2 separate regions of the Homo sapiens genome follow, and region 1 is linked to region 2. A link is an interaction called in ENCODE POLR2A ChIA-PET data of the cell type or tissue named here. Cell type or tissue: HepG2. All regions are shown on one strand. Links, peaks and the distances in the headings refer to the core of each region. The heading gives the core; the rest is flanking DNA. Region 1 has its middle 61 kb from the start of PUM1. Region 2 overlaps PUM1 (pumilio RNA binding family member 1).

Region 1 (12,492 bases), core at 4,708-9,707, 85 kb before region 2:
ACAGGCGCTTGCCACCACTTCCAACTAATTTTTGTACTTTTAGTAGAGATGGGGTTTCATCATGTTCTCCAGGCTGGTCTCAAACTCCTGGTCTTTTTTTTTTTTTTTTTTGAGACAGAGTCTCACTCTGTCACCCAGGCTGGAGTGCAGTGGCGCAGCCTCGGCTCACTGCAACCTCCACCTCCCGGGTTCACGCCATTCTCCTGCCTCAGCCTCCTGAGTAGCTGGGACTACAGGTGCCCGCCACCACGCCCGGCTAATTTTTTGTATTTTTAGTAGAGACAGGGTATCACCGTGTTAGCCAGGATGGTCTCGATCTCCTGACCTCGTGATCCGCCCGCCTCAGCCTCCCAAAGTGCTGAGATTACAGACGTGAGCTACCACGCCTGGCCTTTTTTTTTTTTTTTTTTTTTTTTGAGACGGAGTCTTGCTCTGTCACTCAGGCTGGAGTGCAGTGGTGTGATCTCGGCTCACTGCAACCTCTGCCTCCCAGGTTCAAGTGATTCTCCTGCCCCAGCCTCCCGGGTAGCTGGGATTACAGATGTGTGCCACCATGCCTGGCTAATTTTTGTATTTTTAGTAGAGATAGGGTTTCACCATGTTGGCTAGGCTGGTGTTGAACTCCCAACCTCAGGTGATCTGCCCGCCTCGGCCTCCCAAAGTGCTGGGATTACAGGCATGAGCCACCTAGCATGGCTAATTTTTGTGTGTGTGTGTGTGACAGGATCTCACTCTGTCACCCAGGCTGGAGTGCAGTGGCACCAACTCAGGTCACTGTAGCCTCTGCCTCCTGGGCACAAGTGATTCTCCCACCTCATTATCCTCAGTAATTGGGACTACAGGTGTGCACCACCACGCCCAGCTAGTTTTTATATTTTTAGTAGAGACACTGTTTTGCCATGTTGCCCAGGCTGGTCTTGAACTCCTGAGTTCAGGTGATCCACCTGCCTCGGCCTCCTAAAAAATGCTGGGATTGTAGGCATGAGCCACTGTGCCCCACTGATTATGTTCTTTTTTAAAAAATTTACAGGCCGGGCGCGGCGGCTCACGCCTGTAATTTCAGCACTTTGGGAGGCTGAGGTGGCTGGATTACCTGAGGTTAGGAGTTTGAGACCAGCCTGTCCAACGTGGTGAAACCCCATCTCTACTAAAAATACAAAAATTAGCCAGGCATGGTGGCGTGTGCCTATAGTCACAGCTACTCGGGAGGCTGAGGTGGGAGAATTGCTTGAACCTGGGAGGCAGAGGTTGCAGTGAGCCGAGAAAGCGCCACTGCACTGCAGCCTGGGCGACAGAGTGAGACTCTGTCTCAAAAAAAATTTTTTTTTTAATTGGGCCGGGCATAGTGGCTGGGTTCAAGCAATTCTCTGAGTTCAAGTTCTCTGGGGTCAAAGAAGTTTGTTCTTTGTTTTGCATGTAGAGATGCTTTTAAAAAGCTAAAAAACGCCGGGCACGGTGGCTCACATCTGTAATCTAAGCACTTTGGGAGGCCGAGGCAGGCAGATCACCTGAGGTCAGGAGTTTGACACCAGCCTGGCCAACATGGTGAAACCTGTCTCTATTAAAAATACGAAATTATCTGGGCGTGGTGGCAGGCACCTGTGATCCCAGCTACTCGGGAGGCTGAGGCAGGAGAATTGCTTGAACCCAGGAGGCGGAGGTTGCAGTGAGCCGAGATTGTGCCACTGCACTCCAGCCTGTCAAAAAAAAAAAAAAAAAAAACTAAAACAGTTTTCTGTGTAAAATCATGTTTGACACACATATAAAACAGGTATTGAAATAAAAATGACAATAGCAATGAAAATTAGAAGAGTTGGAGTTATGTTACAGGAAGATCACAGAAAATAATGCAAAACAACATCGACAGAAAATAGGGCCAGGTATAGTGGCTCACACGTGTAATCCCAGCACTTTAGGAGGCCAAGATAGACTGATTGTTTGAGTCCCTAAGTTCAAGACCAGCTTCGCAGCATGGTGAAACTCTGTCTCTACAAAAAGTACAAAAATTAGCTGGGCATGGTGGCATGTGTCTATAGTTCCAGCTACTTGGGAGGCTGAGGCAGGAGAATCGCTTGAACCTGGGAGGTGGTGGTTGCAGTGAGCAGAGATCATGGCACTGTGCTCCAGCCTGGGTGACAAAACGAGACCATGTCTCAATAAATAAATAAATAAATAAAATAGGGCAGAAATGAGAAAATCAGAGGGCCTGTCTAGGAAGTGTAATATTTCAGTTTCAAGAGTTCCAGAAAAAGCAGAGGAAACAGAGGGAAGGAAATCCTCAAAGAAAACTCAAGAAGTTTAAAGAACATTGGTTTCCATAGGATCTACTAAGTTCCTAGAAAATTGGATGAAAATCGGTTCATGCCAAGGTAACCTGGCAAAAATTTCAGAACAAAGAGACAAAAAGAAGATGTTACAAGATTACAGAGAGAAAAACAAGTTTTCCAATCCTGTGTACAGAAGAAAATATGCTGATGTAAACTGCACAAGCATGCACACACAGAATCTGGCCATTGATGTTAAATCTTTGTAAACAAAAGACACCCATTCTGTTACTAGACAAAAAACAGTATGGGCAAGAATTTTTTTTTTTTTTTTTTTTTTTTTTTTGGATGTAAGTGAAGTTACAGTGAATTCTATTGTTTTATCTGCCCAGAAACTACACCTCACTCTTCTGGGGAATGTTCCTATCCTCCTTTCCCCGACATACACCATGTGTTCCAAATGGGTGCCCCCAAGTCTTACAGGCCCCACCTCCCTGGCCATGTTACGTCAAAGTGTATTTAACCCCAAGATTGCTTAAACCTGGAGCTAGAGAGAATGACTCTGACTTCCAGTTCAGTGGTGAAGATGGGAGACTCTATGGCCACTGGCCACCATGACTCCAGCGTAGGTTTGGAACAATAGAGTTCAGGTGGAAAGAAGCAGAGATGAGAGACTGGGCAGCGTCTGAGACCCTGGATCTAGCCATCCCTGAACCCTTGCAACCTGGACCCTTGCACTTTCCATGGTGATGCCAGTCTTCCAAAAGAAAACAAAATAAAAACCATTTGTCTGATCTGGGTTTCTGTCACTTGAAACAAGTCATGGCTGATACAGAAATGTGAGAAGGCAACTACTCTTGCTTGTATCAAAACTAATTATAACGAACATACTGAGAATTAGGATGCACCAGGCGCTGTCTGAGCACTTTTGTCTCATGTACTCTGAACTGAAAAGAAACTGAGGAGGCTGGGCGCGGTGGCTCACGCCTGTAATCCCAGCAGTTTGGGAGGCCGAGGCGGGTGGATCACGAGGTCAGGAGTTCTCGACCAGCCTGGCCAACATAGTGAAATCCCGTGTCTACTAAAATTACAAAAATTAGCCGGGCATGGTGGCACATGCTTGTAGTCCCAGCTACTGGGGAGGCTGAGGTAGGAGAATAGCTTGAACCTGGGAGGCGGAGGTTGTGGTGAGCCGAGATTGTGCCACTGCACTCCAGCCGGGGCAACAGAGCGAGACTCCATCTCAAAAAAAAAAAAAAAAGAAAAGAAACAGGACAGAGCAGGTGGGTCACTCATTCATAGTCTGGGGTTTAAGCTCAAGTACATAAAAGACCATCAGAGACCTCCCCTCACTGGGACACTCGCCTCCTGCTCACATCTACTTCACCTACTCCCCCCAGGCCACATCCAGCCCTGCCACTTTGCTCATGAGTTATCTTCTGTGAGACGGTCCTTTCTTCCAGCTCCGGCAAAATCCTATTTGCCCTTCAAGGCCCACTCAAATGTCTCCTGCCCTGCTCCTCTCTAGGCCCCTCATCCACAAATGCAAGTTAAAACCTCGTCTCCTCTGTGTCCTCACTGCATTTGCAAAATATGAAATTGAGAGCGGGCTGGGTGCGGTGGTTCACGCCTGTAATCCCAGAATTTTGGGAGGCTGAGGCAGGCAAATCACCTGAGGTCAGGAGTTTGAGACCAGCCTGGCCAACATGGCAAAACCCCATCTCTACCATAAATACAAAAATTAGCCAGGTGTGCTAATCCCAGCTACTTGGGAGGCTGAGGCAGGAGAATCGCTTGTACTCAGGAGACAGGTTTCAGTGAGCTGAGATCACGCCACTGTACTCCAGCCTGGGAGACAGAGCAAGACTCCCTCTCAAAAATTAATTAATTAATTAAGAGCACAGCTCTGATTTATTTATTTATTTATTTATTTATTTATTTATTTATTTATTTGAAACAGGGTCTCACTCTGTCACCCAGGCTGGAGTGCAGTGGTGTGATCACAGCTCACTGCAGCCTCGATTTCCCGGACTCAAGAGATCCTCTCACCTCAGCCTTCTGAGAAGCTGGGACCACAAGCATGTACCACCATGCCAGGCTGATTTTTGTATTTTTGGTATAAACTGGGTTTCACCATGTTGCCCAGGCTGGTTTCCAACTTCTGGGGTATATCATCCACCTACTTTGGCCTCCCAAAGAGCTGGGATTATAGGCATGAGCCATCACACCTGGCCACCTTACTTTTTCTAAGCCTCAGATTCTCTTTTTTTTTTTGGCACAGGGGATGGAGTTTCACTCTTGTCACCCAGGCTGGAGTGCAATGGTACAATCTTGGCTCACTGCAACCTCTGCCTCCCAGGTTCAAGCAATTCTCCTGTCTCAGCCTCCCAAGTAGCTGGGACTACAGGCATGTGCCACCATGCCTGGCTAATTTTTGTATTTTTAAAAGAGACGGGTTTTCACCATGTTGGCCAGGCCGGTCTCAAACTCCTGACCTCAAGTGATCTGCCTGCCTTGGCCTCCCAAAGTGCGCCCAGCCTCAGATTCTTTATAATGTGGAAATAATGATAGCCCAGCCTTGTAGGATTGCCATGAAGTTTAGATCAGCTACTGTTTGTTAGGCACATAGCGTATCATCAACACGGGCTGGTGGTGCCAGCAATTGATATCTCCGTCTATATTGGGAGTTTTCCCAGTATATTTTTCTGGGGCTTTGTCTCCTCCCCTAGGCTCTGGCTCTTTGAGGGCAGATACCCTATGTGATGATTCAAGTGGCTGCTCGCTTAAGACGTCTCCCCCTGGCTTCCAAGTGATTAGCTTTCCAGTTAGGAATTCAACATTTGAGTCTGGTTAGGTTATTTTAAAAATAGTTCCTGACTGCATGTGAGACGCACCGATCCAGTCTCCTTATAAAAAATGTATGCATTACAGCTAAGGCAAAGATCTCCTATGAGCATCAAACCAATCCCAACCCTTTTAGAGGCTACCACAGCTATCAGTTTGATGTGTTTGATGACTTATTTTTATTGAAGCTACTCAGTATTTAGGTACTTTTAATCTGAAGGCTCATGTCTTTCTTCTATTCTGGAAAAATCCTCAGATCTTATTTCTTAAAGTATTTGCCATCCACCCCATTCTCAACTCCTGGACTGTATGTTAGATGCTCTCAGAATGGCCTCCCTATTTCTTATTTTCTCCCTCTTTTCCTTTTCCTTCCCTTTTCCTTCTGGGTCAATTTCTTAGTACTACATTTTTTCCTGCAATTTTACTATTATCATTATTATTATTATTTTGAGATGGAGTTCCACTCTTGTCATCCAGGCTGGAGTGCAATGGCACGATCTCGGCTTACTGCAACCTCTGTCTCCCAGGTTCAAGCGATTCTCCTGCCTCAGCCCCCTGAGTAGCTGGGATTACAGGCACCTGCCACCATGCTGGCTAATTTTTATATTTTTAGTGGAGATGGGGTTTCACCATATTGGCCAGGCTAGTCTCAAACTCCTGACCTCACATGATCTGCCCGCCTTGGCCTCCCAAAGTGCTGGGATTACAGGTGTGAGCCACCGTGCCTGGCCACAATTTAATTATATTATAATAAAGCAATAAAGAATGTTTCAGAGCCTAGTGATGGATCATTTAGTCTAACATCTCATAACAACTTTGAAAAGCACAAGATATCAAATTTTTTTGTTTTGTTTTGTTTTGTTTTTGAGACAAAGTTTCACTCTTGTTGTCTAGGCTGGAGTGCAGTGGCACGATCTTGGCTCACTGCAACCTCCGCCTCCTCGGTTCAAGTGATTCTCCTGCCTCAGCCCCCCAAGTAGCTGGGATTACAGGCATGCGCCACCATGCCTGGCTAATTTTGTATTTTCTGTAGAGATGAGATTTCACCATGTTGGCCAGGCTGGTCTCGAACTCCTGACCTCAGGTAATCCACCTGCCTCAGCCTCCCAAAGTGCTAGGATTACAGGCGTGAGCCACTGCACCCGGCTGATATCAATGTTAAAATTGTGGCATATAGAAAGTTTAATAAAGAAGGAAATGTGGAGAGTAAAATGTAGTTGTAATCCTATTAAAGGCCTTGTCCATTTTCTTTTTTCGTCTGCCAAGAACAAGCAGAGAGTCTTGTCCGTGATGAAAGACTGACAGTGTATTAAAATGTTTAAAGTATTAGGAGGTGGAACACACTTTCAAAGGCAGTTAATAACATTCGCCATATGAACAGTCATTTGATTTAGCACAATAATCTCAGCGTGAAATGTGTAATTTTGCACATAACTGAGTGGCCCCTCCATCTCTGCTACACAGCTCACAGCTCCCTAACCTATCCCGCCCCAAGTCTGACCATCATAAATGCACATCCTCTTTACCTCACTCAGGAATCCAAGTCCCATAATGATTACAGAATGGCTGCTCAGATTATACTCAATAGCCCTGAGATGGGAGAGCCTGAAAGCTAGCCAGTTTCAACGACTTTCACCAGGAACAAAGAACTTAATGATCATTCTCCAGCAAACTAACTTATTTTCCAATACCTCCTTAACCTGGGACCTAACTACGTGTGGTCTCTTTGTTGCTATTCTTGTTTACTAATTATGAGTGCAAGAGATATTTTAATCCAGATATGCTCAATGTATTTCTATTTCCTAATGACAAAGAAGGCTTGATGTGCACAGTGCGATGGGTTATCTTTTGTTCCTTTTACTGTGCTCTGATTTGTTACCCATTAAGGCATATTTGGGCAGAAAAAAGAAAAACTGGGAAGTGGATTGCAACACACACATTTCTTTCTTTTTTTTTTTTTTTTTGAGACGGAGTCTCGCTCTATCACACAGGCTGGAGTGCAGCGGCATGATCTCAGCTCACTGCAACCTCCGCCTCACAGGTTCAAGTGATTGTCCTGCCTCAGCCTCCTGAATAGCTGGGATTACAGGTGCCCGCCACCTCGGCCGGCTAATTTTTGTATTTTTAGTAGAGACGGGGTTTTGCCATGTTGGCCAGGCTGGTCTTAAACCCCTGACCTCAGGTGATCCGCCCACCTCGGCCTCCCGAAGTGCTGGAGTGAGCGAGCCACCGCACCCTGCCAACACACACATTTCTTTTTTCTTTTCTTTTCTTTTCTTTTCTTTTTTTTTTTTTTGAGATGGAGTCTCGCTCTGTCGCCCAGGCTGGAGTGCAGTAGTGGCACAATCTCAGCTCACCGCAACCTCTGCCTCCCAGTTCAAGCGATTCTCCTGCCTCAGCCTCCCGAAAGCTGGGATTACAGATGTGTGCCACCACACCCAGCTAATTTTTGTATTTTTAGTAGAGATGGTGTTTCATCATGCTGTCCAGGTTGGTCTCGAACTCCTGATCTCAGGTAATCCGCCTGCCTCTGCCTCCCAAAGCACTGGGATTACAGGTGTGAGCCACCGCGCCTGGCCAACACACAAATTCCTTAAACTGAGAAACCTCTGAAAACATGTGATCTAATTCAGCTTTTCCCTAGAAAAAAATTAAAGAGGCTGGGTGTGGTGGCTCATACCTGTAATCCTAGCACTTTGGGAGGCTGAGGCAGGCAGATCACTTGAGCCCAGGAGTTCAAGACCAGCCTGGGCAATGTGGCAAAACCCCATTTCTTAAAAAAATACAAACATTAGCCAGGCGTGGTGGCACACACCTGTAGTCCCAGCTACTCAGGAGGCTGAGGTGAGAGGATCACCTGAGCCCAGAAGGTCGTGGTTGCAGTAAGCTGAAATCGTGCCACTGTCTCCAGCCTGGGTGACAGTGAAATCTTTTCTCAAAAATAAAAAAGAAAAAAAAAATTAGGGCCGGGCGCTGTGGCTCACGCCTGTAATCCCAGCACTTTAGGAGGCCGAGGCGGGTGGATCACAAGGTCAGGAGATCGAGACCATCTTGGCTAACACGGTGAAACCCCGTCTCTACTAAAAATACAAAAAATTAGCCGGGCGCGGTAGCGGGCGCCTGTAATCCCAGCTACTCGGGAGGCTAAGGCAGGAGAATGGTGTGAACCCGGGAGGCGGAGCTTGCAGTGAGCCGAGATAGCGCCACTGCAGTTCCACCTGGGCGAAAGAGCCAGACTGTCTGAAAAAAAAAAAAAAAAAAAAAAGCAAATTTGGTGCTTGTTCAAGCACTCTTATCATGGTGTCAAATTCTAGCATAAATTATAACACTCAAAACATACGTACTTTTAAAAGAAAAATAAAAGCAAGCCATTTAAAAATAATATTTTTGGTCAGGCATGGTGGCTTGTCCCTGTAATCCCGGCACTTTCGGAGGCCAAGGTGAACGGATTGCTTGAGTCAGGAGTTCGAGACCAACCTGGGCAACACAGGGAGATTCCATCTCTACAAAAAAATTTAAAAAATTAATCAGGCTTGATGGCACACACCTATAATTCCAGCTACTTGGGAGGCTGAGGTGAGAGGATCCCTTGAGCCCAAGAGTTAAGAGGCTGCAGTGAGCTATGATCGCACCACTGCACTTCAGCCTGGATGATAGCACAAGACCCTGTCTCAAAAAATGAAATAAAACATAAAAACCAAAAAAAAATTTTTTTTTCTAAATGTCACTTGATGGTTTTTTGTTTTTGTTTTTGTTTTTTGAGACAGAGTTTCGCTCTGTCACCCAGGCTAAAGCGCAGTGGTGCGATCTCGGCTCACTGCAACCTCTGCCTCCCGGTTCAAGTAATTCTCCTGCCTCAGCCTCCGGAGTAGCTGGGATTACAAGTGTGCACCACCACACCGGGCTAACTTTTTTCTTCTTTCTTTTTTTTTGTATTTTTAGTAGAGACAGGGTTTCACCATGTTGTCCCGGCTGGTCTCGAACTCCTGACCTCATGCTATCTGCCTGCCTTGGCCTCCCAAAGTGTTGGAATTACAGGCGTGAGCCACTGTGCCCAGCCTAAAAACTAAATCTTACTATTGGGCTATTTTGCACATCTTTTGGTATCCAGATCAAAATTAGTGGAAGTGAAATGGAAATATAATCTAAAAGTATTTCTGTCTGCTAGATTCTTAGGCCCAGAATCTGAATGGCAGGGAAAGGAGGTTCTGCTCATCTTACTAATTATCCCTTTTTTATCTGGAAGTAACTGCTGCTTTCTGGCTGGTTTATTTGTGCCACTTTCTTTTTCTTTGTAGGAAATGGTGTAAATGGGGGTAGATCTTCTTGGTTTATGTTCAGGAGAATGTTTCTGACCTTTTTTTTCCTATTAATATTGCAAAACAGCGTTCCTCGGGGCTTCCCAAGCTTTGGTCTCTTGGCAACAGACTTCGGTCAGAGCACAGTTACCAATAGGCTGTGGAGGGTCGAATTCAGCACGACACACACAGCACTGGCTCCAGGGATCCAGGGAGTGGGAATGCTGTGCTTAGCAGTCTTCGAAGGCAGGCTGGGGTTGAATATTGTGCCTGTCAGATAAACCTCATCCATTAGCCGCTCTAGTAGGTGCGGCTTTTCAGCTGCATCACATTGTGGAGCATCCCATGGACAATGGAAGGCTTTTTTTTTGTTTTTTTGCTCTTTTGTTTTGAGACAGGGTCTCTGTTAACCAGGCTGGAGTGCAGTGGTGCAATCACAGCTCACTGCAGCCTTGACCTCCTGGGCTCAAGTGATCCTCCTGTTTCCTCCTGGGACTACAAGCACACAACACCATGCCTGGCTAATTTTAAATTTTTCATAGAGATGGGGTCTCGCTATGTTGCCCAAGTTGGCCTCCAATTCCTGGGCTCAAGAGGTCCTCCCACCTCAGCCTCCCAAAGTTGCTGGGATTACAGGCATGAGCCACCATACCCACCCAACAATGAACATCTCCACTGAACACCGACGTCTAGTTCCTTCAGCACGTGGTCTTGGAGCAGTTGCCTGCTGGAGACACATTTTAGCTGGAGTGCGATGATGCTGGACAACAGAGTGTACTTGCCAGAGCCTAGGGCCCCCAGGCTCACTGTGATCAGCAGCTGCTTAGAGACATCTGTGCTGGAGAGAAAATCAGGCTGCCTCCAGGCAGACCGGGAGGAGAGTTTTGGCCTGCCTGGCCTGCTCACCCAGCTCTTTCTCATCTTCACTTGCTAATTTGCATGCCTTTTTTGGAGGGGGGATGGGCAGAGTTGGTAAGTCTTTTAACTCACTTGCACACTTACTTGTCATCTATAATCATGCTCCTCCACTTTTTAACATCTTTTAACAGGGGTATAATTTTCTTAGAATGAAATCCTTAGATTTTAAGTGGAGTTGGTTGAGTCTTGACAGAAGCATACACTTCTGTAACCCACACCGTTCTCAAGATAAAAACACCTCCACTGCCCTGGGAAGTCACTCCCTGCCCTTCTCTGTTCATCTCCCACACCCCCATCCCAGTACAATAAGCCACAGGAAGAGTTTGGTGTCCTGAATTTTTTCTGTTTTTTTTTGGTTAGTTTATTTTTATTTTTATTTCTTTTGAGACGGAGTCTCACTCTGTCCAGCAGGCTGGAGTGCACTGGCATGATCTCAGTTCACTGGAACCTCCATCTCCCAGGTTCAAGCAATTAATTCTTGTGCCTCAGCCTCCCGAGTAGCTGGGAGTACAGGCATGCACCATCACGCCTGGCCAGTTTTTGTATTTTAGTAGAGACAAGCTTTCACCTTGTTGCCCAGGCTGGTCTCGAACTCCTGACCTCCAACAATCCAGCCACCTTAGCCTCCCAAAGTGCTGAGATTACAGGCATGAGCTATTGTACCTGGCCACATTATGATTTTTTTTTTTTTTTTTGAGACAGAGTTCTGCTCAGTTGCCCAGGCTGGAGTGCAGTGGCATGATCTCAGCTCACTGCAACCTCCGCCTCCCAGGTTCAAGCAATTCTCCTGTCTCAGCCTCCCCGAGTATCTGGGATTACAGGTGCCTGCCCCCATGCCTAGCTAATTTTTTTTTTTTTTGTATTTTTAGTAGTGACAGGGTTTCACCACCTTGGCCAGGCTAGTGTCAAACTCCTGACCTCAAGTGATCTGCCCGCCTCGGCCTCCCAAATTGCTGGGATTACAGGCATGAGCCACTGTGCCCAGCCCGCATTATGATTTTTAATCTTTGTTTTATATTGTAAGCAATTGTTCATGGTAATACACAGAAGGAAGCCATATTGACTGACTGTCAAGTACTTTGTGAATATTATCTCATTTATTTCTCACAACAACTTTCTCAGGTATCATTATCCCAGTTTTACAGATGAGGCAGCTGAGACCCAGAAAGGTGGAGCTGCTTAGCTAGGCAGCATGGGCCTTATATGGTGGGGCTATTATTAGGAACCAAGCCTGTGCAATTCCCCAGTTCCTGCCCCCACCCTGTCCACACTGCCTCAATAAAAACCCTTATGAGTGACAGTCTTTGAAATACCAGGGTCCTGTGCAGGTGGGACACAGGCAAGACTTGATCTAGAAGGTGTCAGAACCCTGGGTCTGTACGTCCTTGGGAAGGGCCTTGAGTTGACCGTAATGTGCTGGAGTCTGCGCACCTCAGCTCCTGAGCGCTGACTGCTTAATTTTCAGGTTGATGTCAAGTTGGTAGCTTGAAATCGGCCACAGTGAAAGACTTCACACCAAGGAAATTGACACATGCTACAAACCAGGGCTGCCTTTGTACCCCAGAGAGCTGGTTGTTAAACACGTACCAGCACGCCACTGGGGATACGCACCATGCTGACTATGGTTTTCTGAGTGGAATCATCCACAATCTGATAAGCCTTCCTACATGGTTGAGTGAAATGGCACAGGAGCCTAGGGTCTGATCTGAGTTTGGGAGCCCACCGGGCATGCAACTGTGAGCATGGTGCTCCTACTCTGGAGTTTCAGGTTGGTTTTCTGCAATGAAAAGAAGAACAGCCAAGGCACATGGAGTGAGGGTCCTAATAGCGTGTCTGGCCCCAGCTTTCTGCTTCTCCCAGGCTATAGGGTGGAGTTAGAGAAGGGCAGGACCAGGCAGGTTTTAATAGTCTCTTAGCCATTAATAATGAAGAAAGCTGCCTGGAGAGACAGATCTTAATTTTGGTTTGGCAAGAGAAGCTGCTATTTAAAAGTTACTGGTTGTTTTTCAGCCTGGAAGGACACGGAAAGTCACTTGGAGGCTGAGCTGTCCAGGGCTGCTTTGCTCCCAATCTCTCTCTCTCTCTCTGTGTGTGTGTGTGTGTGTGTGTGTGTGTGTGTGTGTGTGTGTGTGTGAAAGTATCCTTTGCACACTGACAGAAGCTGCCTC
Region 2 (12,492 bases), core at 3,473-8,472:
GATGTGAGCCAGTGGGCTCAGCCTGAACTATTGATTTTTGTTGATAGCTTATTAATGGTTTTACTAGATTTAGTAGATGTGGATTTGTCTGTTGCCATTAGTAAGTGCTCTTTTATGGTCCAAGTACCTTTCTTAATATTTTTATGAGTCTCATCAGGAAAACTGTTCTAGGTTTTTGGAAATTGGGGGCCCTAAATATTTTTAAATTCATTTTTATTCATTAATTAATATTATCATCTTGTACAGATGGGGTCTCATGTTGCCCAGGCTTGTCTTGAACTTCTGGCCTCCAGCAGTCCTCCTGCCTTGACCTCCCAAAGTGCTGGTATTACAGGTGTGAGCCATCATGCCTGGCCTGTTAAAGATTTTTTAAAATAGCAGCTTTGGCCAGTGCAGTGGCTCAAGCCTGTAATTCCCAGCACTTTGGGAGGCTGAGGTGGGTGGATCGTCTGAGGCCAGGAGTTCGCGACCTGCCTGGCCAACATGGTGAAACCCTGTCTCTACTGAAAATACAGAAAAAAATTAGCCGGGTGTGGGGGTGGGCGCTTGTAATCACAGCTACTCAAGAGGCCGAGGCAGGAGAATCGCCTGAACCCTGTCGGGGCGGAGGTTACAGTGAACTGAGATCGCACCACTGCACTCCAGCCTAGGTGATGACTTCGTCTCAAAAAAAAAAAAAGCAGCTTTACAGATTTGTAGTTTATCCATTTAAAGTGTATAATTCCAGCTGGGCACGGTGGGTCACTCCTGTAATCCCAGCACTTTGGGAGGCCGAGGCGGGTGGATCACGAGGTCAGGAGATCGAGACCAACATATGAAACCACATCTCTACTAAAAATACAAAAACTAGCTGGGCGTGGTGGCGCATGCCTTTAATCCCAGGTACTCAGGAGGCTGAGGCAAGAGAGTTGTTTGAATCCGGGAGGCGGAGGTTGCAGTAAGCCGAGATCGTGCCATTGCACTCCAGCCTGGGTGACACAGCTATACTCTGTCTCAAACAACAACAACAACAAAAAACAAAACAAAACAATAAAAATTAGCTGGGCTGGAGCCTGAGGCGGAGCTTGCAGTGAGCCGACATCATGCAATTGCACTCCAGCCTGGGGGACAAGAGCAAGACTCCATCTTAAAAAAAATATATAGTTCAGTAGTTTTTAGTTTTTAGTGTATTCATTGTTGTGCATATATCATAATCATTAATTTTAGAATATTTGCATTACCCCAAAAATCCTTTACCCAGCAGCCGTCACTCCCCAGTCTTAGGCAACCACCAGTCCACTTCTGTCTCTTTATTTGCCTATTCTGGACATAAGTGAAGCATGTTTTGTGACTGCCTTCTTTTACTTAGCATAATGTTTTAAGGGTTCATCTATGTTGTATGTAGCATTTATCAGTACATCATTTATTTTTATTTTTTATTTTTTAGATGGAGTCTCGCTGTCGCCCAGGCTGGAGTGCAGTGGCACGATCTCAGCTCACTGCAGGCTCCGCCCCCTGGGGTTCCCGCCATTCTCTTGCCTCAGCCTCCCGAGTAGCTGGGACTACAGGCGCCCGCCACCTCGCCTGGCTAATTTTTTGTATTTTTAGTTGAGACGGGGTTTCACAGTGTTAGCCAGGATGGTCTCGATCTCCTGACCTCGTGATCCACCTGCCTCGGCCTCCCAAAGTGCTGGGATTACAGGTGTGAGCCACTGCGCCCGGCCTTCTTTTTATTTTTGTATAATATTTCATTGTATAGATCTGCCACATTTAATTTATCCATTTATCAGTTGATGGGCCTTTTTTTCTTCTTTTTTGGCTATTATGGATAATGCTGCTATGAACATTTGTGTTCAAGTTTTTTTCTGTAGACATGCTTTCATTTCTCAGGTTTGAGAGTATATAAATTTGTAATGTATAGGTACAAAAATAACAAATTTCTTCACTAGGGGCAGGTGCTCATTAGAAATGGGGGATGGGAGGATTAGTTTATCTACAACTTACACTATGGATTTGGAATTTTTCCAAGCCACACATTTTACTGGGGCTAATGACTACTTTCTTTTCTCTCTGAAGGAAGTATTTGGAGGCTAACACTGTAAATAAACTTGTTTACAAACCCGGGAAGAGGAGTGCTTAAACTGTAGAGAACAGGTGTTTTCAGTGAGCTCCGTAAACTCTTTAGATGCAATGAATATGCAGTTGATTGATCTGCTGGTGACAATTTTTCTTTATTAAAGCAAGTTCCCTAAGAATTTTAACAAGGGGACAGTTCATTAACCTAGTCTTGGTTATTATATGTATTTAAAATCACCAAATTGGGTGTTAATTATTAAGAAATGTTCTCTGTAATCCCAGCAATTTGGGAGGCTGAGGCAGGTGGATCACCTGAGGTCAGGAGTTCAAGACCAGCCTGACCAACATGGTGAAACCCCCATCTCTACAAAAATACAAAAATACAAAAAAAAAAAAATTAGCCGGACATGATGGGGGGGTGCCTATAATCCCAGGTTCTCAGGTGGCTGAGGCAGGAGAATCACTTGAACCCTGGAGGCGGATGTTGTGGTGAGCTGAGATCGCACCATTGCACTCCAACCTGAGCAACAAGAGTGAAACTGTCTCAAAAAAAAAGGAAATGTTCTTTAATTTGTTAGAGTTTATTGAGTCAAATTGCTTCCCCCACCCAGTTGTCCCAAATTAGGGAGATACCACTTTTAAGGGTCAGAAGCCTTGTAAAATACAAAACAATGAAATTAATATGTCGTTCCTTTGGAGAAACTTAGTTTCATAAAGAGAGGAGGGAATTATAAAGATAATTGTTTCTGGCTAGGCGTGGTGGCTCATGCCTGTAATCCCAGCACATGAGGCAAGTGGATCACCTGAGGTCAGGAATTCGAGACCAGCCTAGCCAACATGGAGAAACCCTGTCACTACTGAGAAAAAAAAAGAAAAATCATCTGGTGCATGCCTGTAATGGCTTGACTCTTGGAGGTGGAGTCTGCAGTGAGCCGACGTCGTGCTACTGCACTCCAGCCTGGGCAACAGAGCGAGACCCTGTCTTTTAAGAAAATGGTCTTTAAGTTCAGTGTAGCCCTTAAAAGTGATGTACATGGATTAAGGACTGGAAGAAAGTACTGCAAAGTGTTTATATTTGTATGCATGGAGAGATTACAGGTAGTATGCTTTGCTCTTGTCCATTTTGTATTTTCTGAATTTCAAACAGTTAAAAAAGAAAAAAAGACAAACCTTATACCATCTGTTAAGAGCTTGGTCTGCCATTTTGAGTGAAAGCAGATGGTTTACACATTTCCAGTGGAGTTTAGATGTTAGAAAAGACCTTGGAAATCGAAATTATTTAGCTTTTTTCCCCTGATGAAGTGCTGTCCTTTGCATTAGTTATCTCTCTTTTAATTTTTAAAAAAGTTAGTAGATATGTTGAATATAGGTTGCTGAAATAGGTTGGGTGTATTCAATGAGATCTAGAGGCAATTTTATTTTATTTTATTTTATTTATTTATTTATTTATTTATTTATTTTTGATACAGAGTCTCGCTCTGTTGCCCAGGTTGGAGTGCAGTGGTGCAATCTCGGCTCACTGCAACCTCTGCCTCCTGGATTCAAGCGATTCTCATGCCTCAGCCTCCTGAGTAGCTGGGATTACAGGGATGCACCACCATGCTTGGCTAATTTTTATAGTTTTAGTAGAGACAGGGTTCCAACCATGTTGACCAGGCTGGTCTCGAACTCCTGACCTTAGATGATCCACCTGCCTCGGCCTCCCAAAGTCCTGGGATTACAGGCGTGAGCCACTGGGCCTGGCCTAGAGATGATTTTATTTTAGTATTATTTCCTTTCTGTATCTAGAATTAATAACGAGTAATCATATGCTTTGTCCTGGAAGTGTTCTAATATTTTTACATGATTTGAGCCACTCAGTACTGTATGCACATTTTTATCTTTCTCATTTTTTTTTAAAAAAAGTATGTTAGTCCATTTTGTGTTGCTATAAAGGAATATAGGAGACTGGGCAATTTATAACAAAAAGAGGTTTATTTGTCTCAGTTTTGCAGACTGTACAGGAAGTAAGTTACAGCATCTGCTGCTGGTGAGGCCTCAGGACACTTTTACTCATGGCAGAAGGCACAGTGGGAGCACATGTGTCACATGGTCAAGAGAGGGAGCTGGAGAGAGAAGAGGTTCCAGGCACTTTTAAACAGCCAGCTCTTGTGTGAATTAATAGAGTGAGAACTCACTCATTACCATGGGGAGGATATCAAGTACTTCCTGAGGGATGGGCCCCCATGACCCAGACACTACACACTAGGTTCACCTCCAACCTTAGAAGTCACATTTCAGATGAGATTTGGAGGGGACAAACATCCAAGCTATATCAAAGTATAATATCCTTTCCCCACACCCCCCGCCCCCCAGAGGATAGCTTTTCTTTAAAAAAAAAATTTACTTTTTGACTGGCCGTGATGGCTCATGCCTGTAATCCTAGCACTTTGGGAGGCCAAGGTGGGAGGATCACTTGAGTCTAGGAGTTGGAGAACAGCTGGGGCAACATACCAAGACCCCCATATCTGTTAAAAAATATTTAAAAAGCCTAGGAGTTTAGTTTTCATAAGTGCTCAGTGAATGGCATGATGCTATTCAAAATTGAATTTAATTATTTCCTTCAATTCCTGTACTGTATTCTGTTTCTGTGGTTGATATATCCATTTGTGGCATGTTAGGAGCTATCCTAGATTTCTGCCTCCTGTTTCTGCCGACAATAGTTCCGAGATTATACCTATGTTGCTTTATTTGATAGGCTCATGTTTCTTGCCTGGAGATGTTCAGTAGTCTTCTCACTGGCTTTCCTGCATCTCCCGTTTTCTTCTTTGTAGCCATTGTCTGTGCCACTGCCAAATTGATGTTTTTGAAGATACGATCTGCTTATTTCTCACCCTTTTGCTCACGCACTCGTGTGTGTGTGCGTTTTCTTTCCTGTTGCTTTTGGGATAACTTCTAAGCTCCTCCTCATAGCATAGGAGACCTTTCATGTTATTTTTTTTTTAAAGATAAAATAAATTTTTATTTTAAATTTATTATTAGTTTTAGAGATGAGGGTGTTCACTTTGTTGCCCAGGCTGGACTTGAACTCCTGGCCTCAAGCAGTCCCTTCCCCCTTGTGTAGCTGGCACTACAGGCATATGCCTTCGCATGCCCAGCTGTCTTTTGTGTTTTGGTCCAGCTTGCCTCTCCAGTCCTTACTGGCGCTCCATTTCGGCTATACTAAAGTATTTGTAGTTTTGTGAATACCCATCCTATTTTTATAGTTTGTGCAGTTTCTCAGCATACTAGTGCTATTTTTATTTATGTAGTTTTCTCTTTGGAATCCCCTACCTTCTTCATTTACCTGGCCTTTTCCTCATCTTTCAAGCTTCAACTAATGTATCTTCATCTCTGATAAATGTACTCCTTTACTCCCACTTTTCTCCAAGGTTGGGTGCCTGCCTTTGATGCCACTATTGTATGTCATACACATCTCATTGAAGCTTTATCTTCCTGTATTGGAGTTTAATATTTACTTTTTCCCTTAACATCCGGTGCTAGGAAGCTGTTTCAATAAAGAGATTCTTGGCGGGGCATGGTGGCTCATGCCTGTGATCCCAGCACTTTGGGAAGCCAATGTGGGAGGATCGCATGAGCCTAGGAGTTCTAGAAGAGCTGTGGCAGCATAGTGAGACCCTTGTCTCTATTTTTTAAAAAAAAGAGATTCTTGGGCTTAAGTCCAGTCCTGCTGAATTAGAATTCTCAATGATAAGACACAGTTCATGTATTTTGTTTTTAATATTTATTATTATTATTTTTGAGATGGAGTTTCGCTCTTGTCGCCCAGGGATTACAGGTGTGAGCCACTGGGCCCAGCATGAGTTTTTTTAAATTTCTTGTGAGATAGAGTCTTGCTCTGTCTCCCAGGCTGGAGCACAGTGGCAGCATCTCAGCTTTCTGTCTCACTGCAGCCTCTGCCTCCTGGGTTCAAGCGATTATCCTGCCACAGCCTCCCAGGTAGCTGGGATTACAAGTGCGCCACCATGCCTGGCTAATTTTTGTGTTTTTAGTAGAGACGGGGTTTTACCATGTCAGCCAGGCTGGTCTTGAACTCCTGACCTCAGGTGATTAGCCTGCCTCAACCTCCCAAAGTGTTGGGATTACAGGCGTGAGCCACTGGGTCCAGCCTAACATCTTTTTATATACACCCATCTATAGCCTACGTTATAGAATCCTTACACATACATAACATTTTTCTGTGTTTAAAAAGTTTTAGCCTGGGTAGGCTGGGTGCAGTGGCTCATGCCTGTTATCCCAGCACTTTGGAAGGCTGAGGTGGGTGGATCACAAGGTCAGGAGATTGAGACCATCCTGGCTAACACAGTGAAACTCTGTCTATACTAAAAATACAAAAAAATTAGCCGGGTGTGGTATCAGGCGCCTGTAGTCCCAGCTACTCGGGAGGCTGAGGCAGGAGAATGGCACGAACCCGGGAGGCAGAGGGAGCTTGCAGTGAGCTGAGATCGTGCCACTGCACTCCAGCCTGGGTGACAGAGCCAGACTCTGCCTCAAAAAAAAAAAAAATTTTTTTTTTGTTAGCGTGGGTAACAGGGAGACCTCATTGCTATAAAAAAATTAAAAAGTCAGCCAGGCATGGTGACATACACGTGTAGTCCCAGCTACTCAGGCAGCTGAGGTGGGAGGACTGCTTGAACCTGGCAGGTTGGGACTGCTGTGAGCTGTATTTGTGCCACTGCATTCCAGCCTGGGTGACAGAATGAGGCATTGTCTCAAAAAGAGAAAAGGAAAAAAAAAAAAAAAATATATATATATATATATATATATATAAAATTTTAAAACATTTTAAATGGCTATATAAATTCTCTAAGTATATGCTTTAATAATTACTGCTGTATTTAGACTGTTTCCATCTTTTCCTATTACAGTACCAGGTTAAAGATGTTTGTTAACAAATCTGTGCCCATATTTCTCATGATTTGCTTAGGTTAAATTCCTAGAAGTGGAATTACCAGATCAAAGGGCATGAATATTAATCAAACCCATATTACATATTGTCAGATGTCCAGAAAAGTCAAATAAAGCAAGGTAAAGTTGTGTGTATTTGTATGCGTGTTTTAAAGAAGGATAAGAATCATCTTAAAGAACCTAGCTCTAGCAGTACTATTTCACCACTTGTATGACTAAGGGCAGTTTCTCACATTACAAATATTTGTATGTAATGCCTGTCATGTTTTTGATACTGTGCTAGACGCTCAAGGGATTATTTTTAGGGAGATAAGACAAATCACCATAGCACTGTTAATAAGGTGCGGTTTGGTACTTGGCGGGTGTTACTTCAGATGTTAAGGAGAGTGTAGAAAGTAGTGTCTACCATGGTCTTTGAACAGTAGTCTACATTTCTGCAATGCCTAGTCCATCGCAAAGGGAGAGCAAATCAACTAGAGAAGTAATCGCAGGTTAAAGTTTTTCCCCCTTGTTTAAATAATTTCTACCCCCTCAGTTCATGGAGACTAACACTGTAGGCATGCCTGGTAGCTGATAGTTCTCCTCTGAACATATTTCTCTCTCTCTTTTTTTTTTTTAACCTTTAGCTTTAAAGATCATCTGCATTTTCTTCTGTAATAAAAGGTATCCACCCATTTGGCCATGTTTATTTATTCTTTAGCAGTTGAAGTATTAAATGATGCCAGGGTTTTTTTTTTTTTTTGAGATGGAGTCTCACTCTATTTCCGAGGCTGGAGTGCAGTGGCGAAATCTCGGCTCACTGCAACTTCCGCCTCCTGAGTTCACGCCATTCTCCTGCCTCAGCCTCCCAAGTAGCTGGGACTACAGGCCCCTGCCACCACGCCTGGCTAATTTTTTTGTATTTTTTAGTAGAGACGGGGTTTCACCGTGTTAGCCAGGATGGTCTGCTGACCTCCTGACTGTGTTAGCCAGATGATCTCCTGACCTCGTGATCTGCCCACCTTGGCCTCCCAAAGTGCTGGGATTACAGGTGTGAGCCACCACGCCCGGCCCTAAATGATGCCAATTTTTATTTTAAATCCTGAATAATCTTATATTCCTTCTTTCTTTTTTTGAGACTGAATCGTGCTTTGTCGCCCGGGCTGGAGTGCAGTGGTGCAATCTTGGCCGCTTCCTTGGTTCAAGCAGTTATCCTGCCTCAGCCTGCTGAGTAGCTGGGAATACAGGTGCCCGCCACCACGCCCAGCTAATTTTTTGTATTTTTAGTAGAGGCAGGGTTTCACCATGTTGGCCAGGCTGGTCTCAAACTCCTGACCTCAAGTGATCCGCCCGCCTTGGCCTCCCAAGTGCTGGGAGGCATGAGCCATTGTACCCAGCCTAAATTCATTATGTTTTAGATCTTTAACTTTCTCATGGGGAGGTAGATACCCAGACTTAATAAACCTTTTCACTGTCCACCTGCTAGTCTTGGAAAATAATTTTAATGAAGCGTCACCGATACTTGGACAGTTTCTGTCACGTCAGCAGAGAAATATCAACAGGAGTGATTGTAAAGTGGCTAGTCTTATGGTCCAAGTGTTACGATCTTTGATCCACTTTTCAATTTATTTCAAGATCTGATCTATATTATTTTCTAGCTCTTCTGGTTTATTGCTGAATAGTTGATGCCTGGTTTTTCCTTGTAGGATATTGTGGCTTCATAAAGAGTGAGAAATCTCACACTGAGTATTGTCTTTTAGTTTCTTCTGACCTTAACCCCTTGTTTAAGTCTTGTGTACAATACACTGGTTGGTATCTGTTCTCAGCACAAAAAACTATGTGAAGCCAGTGTTCAGGGAAGAAACCACAACCATGGTAATCAGCAGTATCTTTACCTTCTCTCATATGGTTATCTGACTCATCAATTACTCTTATCTTCATCTGAAATGGGACAGTCATACTCTTCTTCATTATAGCTATCAGACAACTGCCCTTGTGCTGAACCACCCACATTAATGTATTTTAGGCCTGGTCTTGATGTAAGTTCTTTGCCTCGTGTGGTTTTTCCTACCCTTCGTGTACTCTGAGTGTGGCTCCAAAGACCTAAACGTGTCCTCATGTATAGCCAGGAACTTCATAGCATTCTTCAAAACAGAACACTAAGCTGCTCCCCAGTGGAGAGCTCGAGGCCTCAGAGCACTCCGAATCCCTGCCTCCCCTGCTGTCCAATCCCATTTTTAGCCAAGTGCCTTGACTGGGGAGCAGGATGTTTGCCTGAACATATTTTTTGTAGAGATGAGAGTCTGCTGTGCTGCCCAGGCTGATCTTGAACTCCTGGCCTCGCCTCAAGTGATCCTCCTGCCTTGGCCTCGAAAGTACTGGCCATGTAGAGGTGTGAGCCACCCTGTATGGTCTGCTCTTGCCTTTGATGACAACAGGAACAAGTGGTAAAAGGCATAAAGAGCTGAATTTGGGCCGGGCATGGTGGCTCACACCTGTAATCCCAGCACTTTGGGAGGCCGAGGCAGGCGGATCATGAGGTCGGAGTTCAAGACCAGCCTGGCCAACATGGTGAAACCCCATCTCTACTAAAAAATACAAAAAATTAGCCAGGTGCAGTGGCACGCACTCGTAGTCCCAGCTACTCGGGAGGCTGAGGTAGGAGAATTGCTTGAACTCGGGAGGCAGGGGTTGCAGTGAGCCGAGATAGTGCCACTGCACTTCAGCCTGGGCAACAGAGTGAGACTAAAAAAAAAAAAACAAACTTGAGTTTGAATTCTATTTCGGATCTTTATCAGTTACATGATTTTGGACAAGTAATTTCTGTAAACCTTGGTTTCCTCGTATATAAAATGGAATAACGTCTGTTTCGCAGTGCCAGTGCCTGGTGTTTAGTGTTGTTGTTATTGACAGTTAATAAATGATATGAACATTCATTCATAACATCATGCAATAGGTTTTGCAGCCATTTATACCAAAAGAGGTTTTTTGGTTTTTTTCTCCTCCAGTAATTAGGAAAGAATGATTTATCTATATTTTGTTTAAGGGCTGTAATAACTTCTTGCTATTCTTTTCTTTTTTTTTTTATTTGAGATGGAGTTTCACTCTCGTTGCCCAGGCAGGAGTGCAGTGGCGCTATCTCGGTTCACTGCAACCTCTGCCTCCCAGGTTCAAGCAATTCTCCTGCCTCAGCCTCCTGAGTAGCTGGGATTACAGGTGCACGCCACCATGCCCGGCTAATTTTGTATTTTTAGTAGAGACGGTGTTTCTCCATGTTGGTCAGGCTGGTCTCGACCTCCTGACCTCAGGTGATCCGCCCGCCTCGGCCTCCGAAAGTGCTGGGATTATAGGTGTGAGCCACTGCGCCCCACCAACTTCTTGCTTTGCTTCCAAAATGGGAATAATATTATCTGTGTTTTCAGGGTAGTTATGACTTTTTTTTTTTTCTTTTGAGACAGACTTGTTTTGTCACCCAGGTTGGAGTGCAGTGGTGCAGTCTCGGCTCACTGCAACCTCCGCCTCTCGGGCTCAAGTGATTCTTGTGCCTCAGCCTCCCAAGTAGCTGGGATTACAGGCATGTGCCATCATGCCTGGCTGATTTTCATATTTTTAATAGAGACAGGATTTTTCTCATGTTGCCCAGGCTGGTCGCAGGCTCAAGGGACCCACTTACCTCAGCCTCCTGTGTAGTTATGACTATTAAAAGAGATGATAAAGTGTATAAAGTATTTATGGGATCAGGACCAGACACAAAGTAAGTCTTAGTAATAGTTGTTATTAATACAGATATATCGTGTGCAGAAGATGCTGTAGAACAGATTTACTAGGTTTTTTTCCCTTTGTTGATTAAATTCAAATTAGATTAATTCTTATATTCTCTTTCCTTTTCTCATTGCTCAAGTTTCTCCTCTTTGCCTGCCATTTTCTCACTGGTATTTCCTTTCCATAATGGTTCCTGGCATCAACGATTCTGATTATATTGTTCTGATCTCTTTTAGTGAAATGGAACCATCATGATCTAGGTTTCTGTATGCAAAAAATCCTTGAGAACAAAAGTAGGTGTGGAGATGAAGAGCCTATCTTTATGAGGAAATAATCTAGCAAAGGCAGTTAAAAGTATGGAAATCTACTCTAGTTAACAAAAATTCAGGGGATTTAGTGAAAGAACACTAAGGACTCTCTGAACCTCAGAGCAAGAAATATATATGTGGGCTTCCTGAATACTTGGAGGCTTTCTGTTTTTTTAAAGGGCACTGTAGTCCCTTGTCTCTGCTTCTTTCAGCACATTTCTTTTCTCTATGTTGACTGCTACCTTTTGCTTATACGTCAATTAGCCACCACACCTGGGTAATTTTTGTATTTTTGGTAGAGACGGGATTTCACCGTGTTGGCCATGCTGGTCTTGAACTGCTGACCTCGAGTGAAACTGTCCACCTCAGCCTCCCAAAGTTCTGTGATTGCAGGTGTGAGCCTGTACATTTGTTTTAATATGGAAATTTTCAGTGTGATTTAATGAACTCCCCAACTCAGTGATACTCTGTTGTAACTGAGTTTGGTTTCTCTAATCAGGCAACAGACAACTAGTCAAATCGGCTCCAGTAAAGGGACGTTCATTGTAAAGACACACTGAGCAGTTCAGGACAAGAATGCCAGTAAAGCAAGTACAAGAACTGAACCAGAATGCTAGCAAAACCTGTGTCGTTTTTAGTGATTTTATTCCAGAATGCATGGTTTAACATAATGTTTGCTTTATTCTGCTTTTTAAGATTCAATGTTCAATAATACCTGCTTGAAAAATGGATAAATTGTAATTATTCAAATAATTGAATTTCTATTTGGATCATTAACTTCTTACAATTCAGAATTCCTTTGTGCCCAAGTCTGTTTGAATTTATTTTCCATGGCTGGGTGCGGTGGCTAATACCTGTAATCCCAGCACTTTAGAAGGCGGGAGGATTGCTTGAGGTCAGGAATTCAAAACCAGCCTAGATGACATAGTGAAACCTTGTCTCTACAAAAAAATTAAAAACAATTAGCTGGGTGTGGTGGTGTGTGTCTCTAGTCCTGGCTACTCGAGAGGCTGAGGTGGGAGTTTGAGGCTGTAGTGAGCTGTGATTGCGCCACTGCATTCCAGCCTAGGTAACAGAGCCAGACCCTGTCTCAAAAAAATAAAATGGGCTGGGCGTGGTGGCTAACACCTGTAAGCCCAGCACTTTAGGAGGCCATGCTGGATGGATCACTTGGGCTTAGGGCTTCGAGACCTGCCTGGGCAACATGGTAAAACCTCGTCTTCTTCAAAAAATATGAAAATTAGCTGGATACTCGGGAGGCTGAGGCAGGAGAATGGCGTGAACCCGGGAAGCAGAGCTTGCAGTGAGCCGAGATTGCGCCACTGCAGTCCGCAGTCCGGCCTGGGCGACAGAGCGAGACTCCGTCTCAAAAAAAAAAAAAAAAAAAAAAAAAAAGAAAATTAGCTGGATGTGGTGGCACATACCTATAGTCTCAGCTGCT

What was found. Peaks named below come from ENCODE experiments on the same cell type or tissue, not always from the same donor. Only the 100,000 strongest peaks of a DNase experiment are listed, where the experiment ranks them.
Region 1: POLR2A ChIA-PET joins it to region 2 with 5 read pairs; 4 of 35 experiments call an interaction of 5 or more read pairs at or near these places.

What each region holds. Positions count from the first base shown.
Region 1 is chr1:31,120,044-31,132,535 of GRCh38, reverse strand. No RefSeq gene overlaps it. Among named protein-coding and RNA genes, the nearest start is that of PUM1, 61 kb to the right of the region's middle. RefSeq lists an enhancer at 9,849-10,350. In HepG2, for the core only: no CTCF peak of the experiment used is centred there; no DNase peak of the experiment used is centred there.
Region 2 is chr1:31,033,331-31,045,822 of GRCh38, reverse strand. The region is part of intron 2 of PUM1 (pumilio RNA binding family member 1); the gene reads left to right. Among named protein-coding and RNA genes, the nearest start is that of PUM1, 26 kb to the left of the region's middle. RefSeq lists an enhancer at 11,262-11,763. In HepG2, for the core only: no CTCF peak of the experiment used is centred there; a DNase peak (open chromatin) is centred at 5,552.